2 separate regions of the Homo sapiens genome follow, and region 2 is linked to region 1. A link is a contact called in ENCODE Hi-C or POLR2A ChIA-PET data. All regions are on one chromosome and are shown on one strand. Each heading gives the region's core, a stretch centred on a gene start or an enhancer-like site at or near the end of the contact. The rest is flanking DNA. Distances are from core to core; before and after follow the strand shown.

The links. A loop is a pair of places that touch in the nucleus more often than their neighbours do. ChIA-PET counts read pairs that join two places held with the same protein, here RNA polymerase II (POLR2A). Pooled maps may share reads with other maps.
Region 2: a pooled map shows a loop between it and region 1 (1.9-fold over the local background). The contact joins the promoter of CERS5 here to the enhancer-like site in region 1. A Hi-C loop is called at or near these places in 2 of 50 pooled maps. POLR2A ChIA-PET finds 5 or more read pairs at or near these places in 3 of 52 experiments (HEK293T, OCI-LY7 and WTC11).

The regions. Positions count from the first base shown.
Region 1 is chr12:52,026,705-52,032,067 of GRCh38, forward strand. All of the region lies in intron 1 of LOC124902934 (a long non-coding RNA gene), which reads left to right. It also overlaps a transcript of NR4A1 not described here. Among named protein-coding and RNA genes, the nearest start is that of TAMALIN-AS1, 22 kb to the left of the region's middle. Within about 2 kb of position 3,174, at least 7 of the 41 ENCODE cell types and tissues checked have a DNase peak (open chromatin) inside an H3K27ac peak, as active enhancers do.
Region 2 is chr12:50,164,937-50,170,299 of GRCh38, forward strand. It overlaps CERS5 (ceramide synthase 5), which reads right to left and starts at 2,433. Exons shown (of 10, transcript NM_147190.5): 1 at 2,165-2,433. The coding sequence starts at 2,361. LOC124902931 (a long non-coding RNA gene) reads left to right here. Exons shown (of 2, transcript XR_007063304.1): 2 at 90-687. RefSeq lists enhancers at 1,780-1,919, 2,810-2,969, 3,021-3,782 and silencers at 2,060-2,209, 2,310-2,709.

The DNA of each region.
Region 1 (5,363 bases), core at 1,924-4,423:
CATTTCCCAAACAAGCAACTGAGGCTTAGCAGATGTACAAAGCCCGCCTAAAGCCACACTGGGAATATGTGTATTTGAGCCCAGCTTAACCACCCACCAAACTAGGCCTGCAGGAGCTAGGAGGGGCTTCAGGAATGTGCACAGGTTCTCTCGGAGGGCAGCAGCAGACATACCCACTCTTCCTCTGAGCGGGGAGGGGAAGGTGAGAGCACAGAGGCTGGGCAGGGCTGATGGGGTTGAGGAAGAGGCTGCTTGGTGGCCTCAACTCCATGGACCGCAGATGGCCAGGCATCTTCTGGCCAGGAAGTGAGAGGTGTGTTGATAGGCACAGTGGCTGTCCACAGGGATTCCAGCCAGAGCTGTGGGCCCCCCACAAATCTCCATAGGGAGACTAGGGACTGAGGGGTGGGCCTTACAGTGGGAGGTGGGAGCAGCCCCATCCCTACCACAAGTGCCCCTTAGCCCAGCCCTGACTTCCAGCCCGTTACATAAGCTGCTGCATACCCAGGCCTGGAAATAGCTGAGGCTGTACCGGCTGGGCTGGGAGACGTGATGAATGGTCCCCAGGAGCATCAGCTGACCGCCCTGTGCTCCTGAAGTGACCTGAGGGCCTGCCAGCAGCTCGGGTTACCCAGCTCTCCCTGGGAGGCAGCCCTGCCTGGTCTGCTGAGGATGGCTCTGATGTGATTCTGTGTCTGGACATTTATGGTTCGAGTGCCCGCAGGATGGTCCCTCTCCCAAGCCTGAGCAGCTAAGGCAGCTCCCAGCCACGCTGTGCCCACTGGCAGCCTCTGGATGCTGGGAGCCAGGGCCTTGCCCAGAGCAAGCACTTGGATCTCTGCAGACAGTCAGCACTGGGAGGGCTGAGAGCTCTGCTGCTCTGAGTCCTGTGCTAAGGGCCCGCAAGGAAAGAGGAAGAGGAGCCTGAGAAACTCGGGGTGCACGTGGGGGCTGCAGGTGTCATTCCAGGGCTGCACTCCACCCACATCCCCATGCCTCCTGTTTCACGGCCCACTCTGTTACTGAACTGGTGGCCCTGGGCACAGGGGGGCACCCACACACTCTGATGCCCACTGCAGAGGGCAGAGCCACACACCCCTCCAGGGACTAGGCACATACACCCTTACTTCTGAGAGTAACGTGGCTAGGCTCAGGAGTGTAGGAGGGCGTTCTCCCAGCATATGGTGATCATATGTTAAGAATTATTATTATGTTGGTCAGGTGCGGTGGCTCACACCTGTAATTCTAGCACTTTTAGAGGCTGAGGTGGGAGGATTGCTTGAGTCCAGGAGTTTGAGACCAGCCTGGGCAACATGATGAAATCCTGTCTCTACAAAAAATACAAAAATTAGCCGGGCGTGGTGGCATGTGCCTTTAGTCCCAGCTACTCGGGAGTTTGAGATGGGAGGATCGCTTGAGCCCAGGAGGTTGAGGCTGCAGTGAGCCAAGATTGTGCCACTACACTCCAGTCTGGGTGACAAAGTGAGACCCTGTCTCCAAAAAAAAAAAAAAAAAAAAAAAAAAAGAAGAGAGAAGTATGAATGATTATGGCCATGCCAATTCTGTGCCTTTAAGATACCTGCTTAAGGGGCCGGGAGCAGTGGCTCACGCCTGTAATCCCAGCACTTTGGGAGGCTGATGCAGGCAGATCATGAGGTCAAGTGATCGAGACCATCCTGGCCAACATAGTGAAACCCCGTCTTTACTAAAAATACAAAAATTAGCTGGGCGTGGTGGCTCATGCCTGTAGTCCCAGCAACTTGGGAGGCTGAGGCAGGAGACTTGCTTGAACCCAGGAGGCGGAGGTTGCAGTGAGCTGAGATTGAGCCACTGCACTCCAGCCTCGTGACAGAGCAAGACTCCGTCTCAAACAAAACAAAAAAACAAAAAAGATACCTGCTTAAAAGACAAAAAGACCAGGCCAGGCGCGGTAGCTCATGCCTGTAATCCCAGCACTTTGGGAGGCCGAGGTGGGTGGATTACGAGGTCAGGAGTTCAAGACCAGCCTGGCCAAGATGGTGAAACCCCGTCTCTACTAAAAATACAAAAATTAGCTGGGCGTGGTGGTGGGCGCTTGTAATCCCAGCTACTTGGGAGGCTGAAGCAGAGAATTACTTGAACCCGGGAAGCGGAGGTTGCAGTGAGCCAAGATGGTGCCACTGCACTCCAGCCTGGGTGACAAAGCGAGACTCCATTTTAAAAAACAAAAACAAAAACAAAAACAAAAAGACCAAAATTCAACTTCTCCCTAAAAATATTAATGCTTTAAGTGAAATTATCTCTCTAGTATTCCCCAAATCCTTTAGTGGAATAGGCATAATAGGCACTCCCAGGGAGCTAGGACCTGTTTACTCTGATTCCAGGACCTTCTGACAGGTGGGAAGCCCCCAGCTGGAGAAGTGTGGGACATTTTCTAAAAGAGCAGTGGAAAGTGAGTGAGTTGCCCCATCTGCCTGACCACAGATTGCCTGTCCAATGACAGGAGGGACGCATACATGCACACACACTCCACCTCTCTCCTTGGTGCTCAGATGTGGGGGCAGAATTCCCCTCCAAACGCCTGCAGCAGCATTCCCTGAAGACCCTGCCTGTGCCCAGACCCTGCCCATGACTTTGCACCCTCCTTGTGTGCCTGTGGGTCCTGCAGTTCTGAGCCCATGGCCAAGGCACAGGGGAAACAGGCCCCTAATGTACTCCAGAGACGGCCGGTGTGGTGGCCCACACCTGTAATCCAACATTTTGGGAGGCTGAGGTGGGTGGATTGCTTGAGCTCAGGAGTTTGAGACCAGCCTGGGCAACAGAGTGAAACCCCGTCTCTACAAAACATACAAAAATTAGCCAGGCATGGTGGCATACACCTGTAGTCCCAGCTACTTGGGAGGCAAAAGTGGGAGGATCACTTGAGCCAGGGAGGCTGAGGCTGCAATGAGCTATGGTTGCATCACTGCATTCAAGCCTGGGCAACAGAATGAGACCCTGTCTCAAAAAACAAAAACCACACACACACAAGACAGAACACCAGAGAGCTAAGGAATACCTACCCCTCTGCCATATAAACCTGTGTGGGGAAGGGCTTGGCTTCCTTCAGTTCCCTCCCGCCTGCCTCATGTCTCTCCAGGCACTCTCCCTTGAGGGTTGTCACCGGTAACCAGAGCTGGCTCCCCTGGTGAGAGCAGGAGCAGCGTTACTTAGCAACAGGCACAGCACACAAAATCCAGCTAATCTGGGCTGCCCCAGTGGCCAGCCCTCCTACAGCCCTCAGGGCGGTGGCTGCTGGCCAGCAGCACACCCCTAGAAGTGGACACTTATAAACTTCTGCATCTTTCTACCCCAGCAAACCCTAAGTTCCAGCTTGGGCAAGAAGGACTCTTGCACACAAAGGCACAAAGACATGGGCAGGGTGTGGGCACAGGCAAGGTCTTCAGGGAATGCTGCTGCAGGGGCATTTTCTCCGCCCTCCCTGTCCCTCTCCCCTTCCTTAGGCCCTGTCTCCCTTCACAGTATCTACAGAACTCTCTGAGGCGGGGGTCCCAGCTCTGCAGCAAGCCATGAAATGAAGGGCAAATCCCTTCACCTCTGGGTAGCTCAACTTCTCTGGGAAGCAATAACATAGCAGCTCAGTGTAAGGACTTTGAGGCCACACTGGTCTGGATGCAAATCCATGCTCTGCTACTTCTCAGCTGTGTGACACTGGACATGTTTACTTAACCTTTTATTTATTTTTTATTTTGTATTATTTTTTGAGACGGAGTCTTGCTCTGCTGCCCAGGTTGGAGTGTAGTGGTGCAATCTTCGCTAACTGCAACCTCCACCTCTCAGGTTCAAGTGGTTCTCCTGCCTCAGCCTCCTGAGTAGCTGGGATTACAGGCATAGGCCACCATGCTGGGCTAATTTTTGTATTTTTAGTAGAGACGGGGTTTCATTATGTTGGCCAGTCTGGTCTCGAACTCCTGACCTCATGTGATCCGCCTGCCTTGGCCTCCCAAAGTGCTGGGATTACAGGCGCGAGCCACCACACCTGGCCTACTTAACCTTTTAGAGCCTCAGTTTCCTCAATACTAAAATAGTGCCCACCTTAGATGGCTGCTGAAAGAAGAGACAAAGGAAAAAAGTCATCGGCACAGAGTCTGGCACAAGGGCCTGTGGATTGGGCTGAGTGCTCCTCTCGCGCATCCCCAGCTCTGTCCCCCTTAGTCACTGGCCTCCAGCCACTTGCCTTACTCTGCTGCTCTAACAAGCTGGCACTCTTTCATTACTGTTTCCTCTCCCTGCAACTTATCCCTTTCCCCTAACTCTCCACCGACAAACTCCCCTCAGTTTATTTATTTTGAGATAGGGTCTCACTCTGTCGCCCAGGCTGGAGTGCAGTGGTGCTGTCACAGCTCGCTACAGCCTCAGACTCCTGGGCTCAAGTGATTCTCTCACCTCCGCCCTGAAGTAGCTGGGACCATAGTCCCGTAACACCAAGCAGGCTATTTTTTAATTATTATTATTACTTTTAGTAGAAACAAAGTCTCCCTTACGTTGCCCAGGCTGGTCTCAAACTCCTGAGCTCAAATGATCCTCCCATCTCGGCCTCCCAAAGTGCTGAGATTACAGGCATGAGCCTCCAGTGGTGCCCAGCCTTCCCTCAGTTTAAAAGCTACTTCCCGCCAGGCACAGTGGCTCACGCCTGTAATCTCAACACTTTGGGAGGCCGAGGCGGGCAGATCACATGAGGTCAGGAGTGTGAGACCAGCCTGGCCCACATGGTGAAACCCCATCTCTACTAAAAATACAAAAATTAGCCAGGTTTGGTGGCATGCGCCTGTAATCCCAGCTACTCATGAGGCTGAGGTAGGAGAATGGCTTGAACCTGGGAGGCAGAGGTTGCAGTGAGCCGAGATCATGCTACTGCACTCCAGCCTGGGTGACAGAGTGAGACTCCGTCTCAAAACAAACAAACAAACAAATAAAAAAGCTACTTCCTTGGAGAAGCTTTCTCTTATCCATCCCTTGCGAAAATTACAGCTGCCTGTTAAATATCTCACTGACATCCTCCATTTCATTTTCTCTTTATGGTTGTGATGGTTAATTTTTTTTTTTTTTTTTTTGAGACGGAGTCTCGCTCTGTTGCCCAGGCTGGAGCGCAGTGACGCAATCTCAGCTCACTGCAACCTTCGGCTCACTGCAATTTCCGTCTCCTGGGTTCAAGCAATTCTCCTACCTCAGCCTCCGGAGTAGCTGGGATTACAGGTGCCCGCCACCACGCCCAGCTAATTTTGTATTTTTAGTAGAGACGGGGTTTCACCATGTTGGTCAGGCAGGTCTGGAACTCCCGGCCTCAAGTGATCCGCCCGCCTCGGCCTCCCAAAGTGCTGGGA
Region 2 (5,363 bases), core at 1,183-3,682, 1.9 Mb before region 1:
TTTAAAAAAAAATTTGTCCTGACTTGTGTATTTTCCTTTGTAGTGATTACATTGCCTTCCTCCTTTTTTTTTTTGGCCCTCATATACAGAGACTATGGAAGAGAGTACCTGGATCTAGTTTATTCCAAAGACAGACAAGCAGTTTGTGCCTCCACTCCAGGATGACTAACTACAACGATTACACGTAAAAAGACAAAACAAGGCCGGGCGCGGCGGTTCACGCTTGTAATCCCAGCACTTTGGGAGGCCGAGGCAGGCGTATTACGAGGTCAGGAGATCGAGACCTTCCTGGCTAAGACGGTGAATCCCCGTCTCTACTAAAAATACAAAAAATTAGCCGGACATGGTGGCGGGCGCCTGTAGTTTCAGCTACTCGGGAGACTGAAGCAGGAGAATGGCGTGAACCCGAGAGGCGGAGCTTGCAGTGAGCTGAGATCGCGCCACTGCACTCCAGCCTGGGCGACAGAGCGAGACTCCGTCTCAAAAAAAAAAGAAAAAGAAAAAGAAAAAAAAAAAAACCTTGCTACACTAAGTTCCTGAGGGCCAAGGAAAGCCATTTAGATCTTTGGGTTTCATTTGCTTCACTTAAGCATCTTTATTTTTGCACTTGAACGTCTGGCAGAGCATTTTGATGATGATGATGCACAAATACTACGAATAAATGGATGCGTGACTAGCTAAATAGAACACAAGATTTTGAAAGACTTGAGTCAAAAACAGTAGGCAAATCAAAGAAGCAATCCCAAACAGATGCTATCTTTCAGAAATTAACAGATTATTTCACCTGCAACATATTCCCATCCTAGAAAGGGCATTCCTGCATTACAATCATTTATGCTTGGATAAAGGCAAAACGAACAGATGTCCAAGAACCACCCTCATTACCTGAGGCCTATGGCAGAAACATGTCTCCTTTCTTGGAGTCTGAGTAGACTTGATCAAAATCACCCACAGGTATAAATTCACATTATAATATCACACACCAAAGCCTCAGTGAATATCTTTATCTTGGACAAACATATGATCCATTCACTTAAAGGTGAAATCATGTGGTTGAACAAAGTATACTGCAATTCTGCTAAACTCATTTAGAAGCTGGCTCAAGGCCGGGTGCGGTGGCTCACGCCTGTAATCCCAGCACTTTGGGAGGCAGAGGCGGGCGGATCACTTGAGGTCAGGAGTTACAGACCAGCCTGGCCAACATGGCGAAACCCCGTCTCTACTAAAAATACAAAAAGTAGCCGGGCGTGGTGGCGCGTGCCTGTAATTCCAGCTACTCGGGAGGCTGAGGCAGGAGAATCGCTTCAACAGGGGAGGCGGAGGTCGCGGTAAGCCGAGATCGTGCCATTGCACGCCAGCCTGGGCAACAAGAGCGAAACTCTGTCTCAAAAAAAAAAAAAAAAAAAAGAAAAGAAAAAAGAATCTGGCTCAATATAGCTGTCCTCTGATAAAGCCCTGTGGCTCTCCTCCATCCCTTCGAACACACTCCTCCTTCCATTTCAGGCCCCAAGGCCTGTTCTGCAACTAATCTGACATCTTTCCATTACTTTGGAAGCCTAGGGCTCCACCACACCCTATCCCAACCAGATTTCTACCCTCCTACCAACAAACGTGCATGAGTTGACATACCAAACCAACTCTTAGGGCCAAACTAATCCTGTTCCCCCCAATTCTCGGAAACTCAAGCGTCCTAACAAATCTTAAGAGTCTGATGAGTCCATTCCTTTCCCTTGGAACGTCTGGCCCTTGCGTTGACCCCTCGGCTTCCATGGTCACAACTAGCTCTGGTTCTCCTGGCCCCTTCCTATCCCTCTCTTCGGGGCCTCTGCCAGAGCTCACACTGAACCTGTTTCCTCATCTGTAGGACCCTTGGAGGTTGGGAGGAGGCCTATATGACCCCCCCAATCCAACTCCGGATCTAACATTGAAGGGGCCCAGCATTCCCCTAGACCCTCACTCTTTCTCTTGCCCACGCCCCAAACTCCTTCTCCATCTAGGCTACCACCTCGCCCACGCGCCTAGCATCACCCGCCGCGGCCCAAGCTCCCCCAGCCCCTGCTTCCGGGCTTTCCTTGCAGTTCTGCTTCCGGCCCTCGGCCCTTCCCACAGCGGGGCGCCCCCGGCCCGCGCCCGGCCCCCGAGCCGCTCGCTCCCGGGCTCTCACCGCTCGAAGAGCAGCCTCACGAAGAAGATGCCCGCCGCCAGCGGGAACACCGAGAGGATGTGCCGGCCGCGGGGGTAACCGTAGCCGTCGGCCGGCCCCTCCAGATCAGCCCAGCTCACGTTCTCGGGTAGCCAGAAGCGCTCGCTCCACAGCCAGCCCCACAGCAAGCTTAGGGGTCCCTGCGCTGCTGTCGCCATCTTACGCCCACCCCGAAGCCACCGCCGCCACAAGCGTCAGCTGCCGCCACAGCCAACGGAACCCGCGGGGAGGCGGCCCCAGGGCGGGGCCCGGCCGGCGGCCACCCCCTTCCGGCCCCTTCTGGTCACTGCCACGGATCCGCCCGCCTCCCTGGCAGGGCCGGGCCTCTTCACCGCCCATCTCTCCTCCCGGCCCACTTCCCTCACTGCAACCCGGGGACCGCCTCCGGGGATCCACGCCCCTTCCCGAGCCTCTGACTCGCCCAGCCCGGCCCTGGGACCACGCCTCGGGCGGCCCTGGGCCCGCCCTCTTTTGCTGCTGGTCTAGGCCACGCTTCTACTCCTCCCTCACTCTTCCATCCAGCTACGGCCACACCCCTTATTTCAGGCCTAGCTCCTTTACGGGGACATTCTCCTTTCTCAGCCTGTTGGAATCGAATCCGTTCCGGCTCCCACCCAGGCGGTACCTCTGTCTCCACTCCCGGAGGCCAGATCGATCTCTCAGGTCAGGGCTTCTCTTGGATGTCAGCTGGTCCTGCCCACTACTGTCCGCCACTAGAGTTCTTTTCGCTCCCAACCTTTTCTTCCCTTCGTGCCCCGTGACCTCAGCCTACTTTCACTGCTTTATCCCTTAAAAATTAGTCACTTTTCCTCAGAAAAAATGGACTTAACAGTTTACAAAAGGCCGGGCGCGGTGGCTCACGCCTGTAATCCCAGCACTTTCAGAGGCCGAGGCTGGCGGATCACCTGAGGTCAGGAGTTCGAGACCAGCCTGGCCAACATGGCAAAACCCCGTCTCTACTAAAAATACAAAAATTAGCTGGGCCTGGTGGCGCTGTGCCTGTAATCCCAGCTACTCGGAAAGCTGGGACAGGAGAATCGCTTGAACCTGGGAGGCGGAGGTCGCAGTGAGCCGAAATCGCGCCATTGCACTCCAGCCTGGGCGACAGACCAAAGACTCCGTCCCAAAATAAAAATAAAAAAAGTTTACAAAAATCCTTTTATTCTTCTCTTGGGGAAAAGGAAATGGAAGAAAAACAAAGTGAAAAGGGAAGCACTCAAAAAGTATACGTAAAGGCAGGCCGGGTGTGGTGGCTCACGCCTGTAATCCCAGCACGTTGGAAGGCCAAGGCGGAAGAATCACCTGAGGTAAGGAGTTCGAGACCAGGCTGGCCATGGTGAAACCCCGTCCCTACTAAAAATACAAAAATTACCCGGGTGTGGTGGTGCATGCCTGTAATCCTAGCTACTCGGGAGGCTGAGGCAGGAGAATTGCTTGAGGCGGAGATCACAGTGAGCCGAGACCACGCCATTGCCCTCCAGCCTAGGCAACAGAGCGTCTCAAAACAAAAACAAACAAAAAAAGGCCGGGCGCGGCTCACGCCTGTAATCCCAACACTTTGGGAGGCCGAGGCGGGCGGATCATGAGGTCAGGAGATCGAGACCATCCTGGCTAACACGGTGAAACCCCATCTCTATTAAAATACAAAAAATTAGCCAGGCATGGTGGCGGGCGCCTGTAGTCCCAGCTACTTGGGAGGCTCAGGCAGGAGAATGGCGTGAACCCGGGAGGCGGAGCTTGCAGTGAGCCCAGATTGCGCCACTACACTCCAGCCTGGGCGACAAAGTGAGACTCGTCTCAAAAAAAAAAAAAAAAAAAGTATATCTAAAGGACCTAAAGGCAAAACAAAATAAATAGCCAATGTTTGATGAGGTTTCCTGTGTGCCAGGCACTGCATGGAACATTTTACACAGGTTATTTCACTCCTTCACCCTATAAAGTTGATCTTGTTATCCCCACTGGATAAGTAAACTGAGGTCCAGTGAGGCCAAACAACTTGCCCAAAGTTATGTAGGTAAGAAGTGGTAGCTAGTGTTAAGTCAAGTTTAATCTAAAGCTGCCTCCTTACATATTTAAGTTCGGCCTAAAGGTTTTCTGTACATTGTGAACTGTAACAAGTGGAGGTGTAAATCGAACGTAGACCACACCAGTGCCAATCACTGAATTTTGGCCAATCAAATGTAGCCAACTGTTCCAACCACGTTCAAATGAGACAAACGCTGATCTGTAACCAATCTGGTTGTTTCTGTACCTCACTTTCATTTTGCTGTCCATAAATCTTCCACCACGTGAATATGCTGGGTCTCTGTGGATATGCTGGGTCTCTCTGAATCTGCTGTGATTCAGGGGCTGCCCAATTTGAGAATCATACATTGCTCAAACTCCTTTAGGCTGGGCACGGTGGCTCACGCCTGTAATCCTAGCACTTTGGGAGGCCGAGGCAGGCGGATCACAGGTCAGGAGATCGAGACCATCCTGGCTAACATGGTGAAACTCCGTCTCTACTAAAAATACAAAAATTAGCTGGGCGTGGTGGTGCGTGTCTGTAGTCCCAGTTACTTGGGAAGCTGAGGCAAGAGAATCGCTTGAACCCAGGAGGCGGAGGTTGCAGTGAGCTGAGATAGCACCACTGCACTCTATCCTGGGCAACGGAGTGAGACTTTGTCTTGGAAAGAAAAAACAAAACAAACAAACAAACAAAAAACTCCTTTAAATTTGGCTGTTTTGTTTGTTTGCATGTTTTTTTGTGAGAAGGAGTCTCACACCCAGGCTGGAGCGCAGTGGTGCCATTTCTGCTCACTGCAACCTCCACCTCTGGGTTCAAGAGATCCTCCCTTCTCAGCCTCCCGAGTAGCTGGGACTACAGACACGTGCCACCACACCCGACTAATTTTTGTATTTTTTGATAGAGCCTGGGGTTTCACCATGTTGGCCAGGCTGGTCTCGAACTCCTGACTTCAAGTGATCTGCCTGTCTCAGTATCCCTGTTGGGAATGAAGTTTTTGGTGTTGCAAAAAGAAAAGAAAAGAAAACAAAACAAAAACAAAAAAACACGGGAACAAATGATCTCTCAGCAAGGAGAGCTTTACTTTCTGCAGAAAGGGTGCTGCTACTCAAAAGCTGTCTAGCCATGAGAGCACACCGAACAAAGGAGACAGAG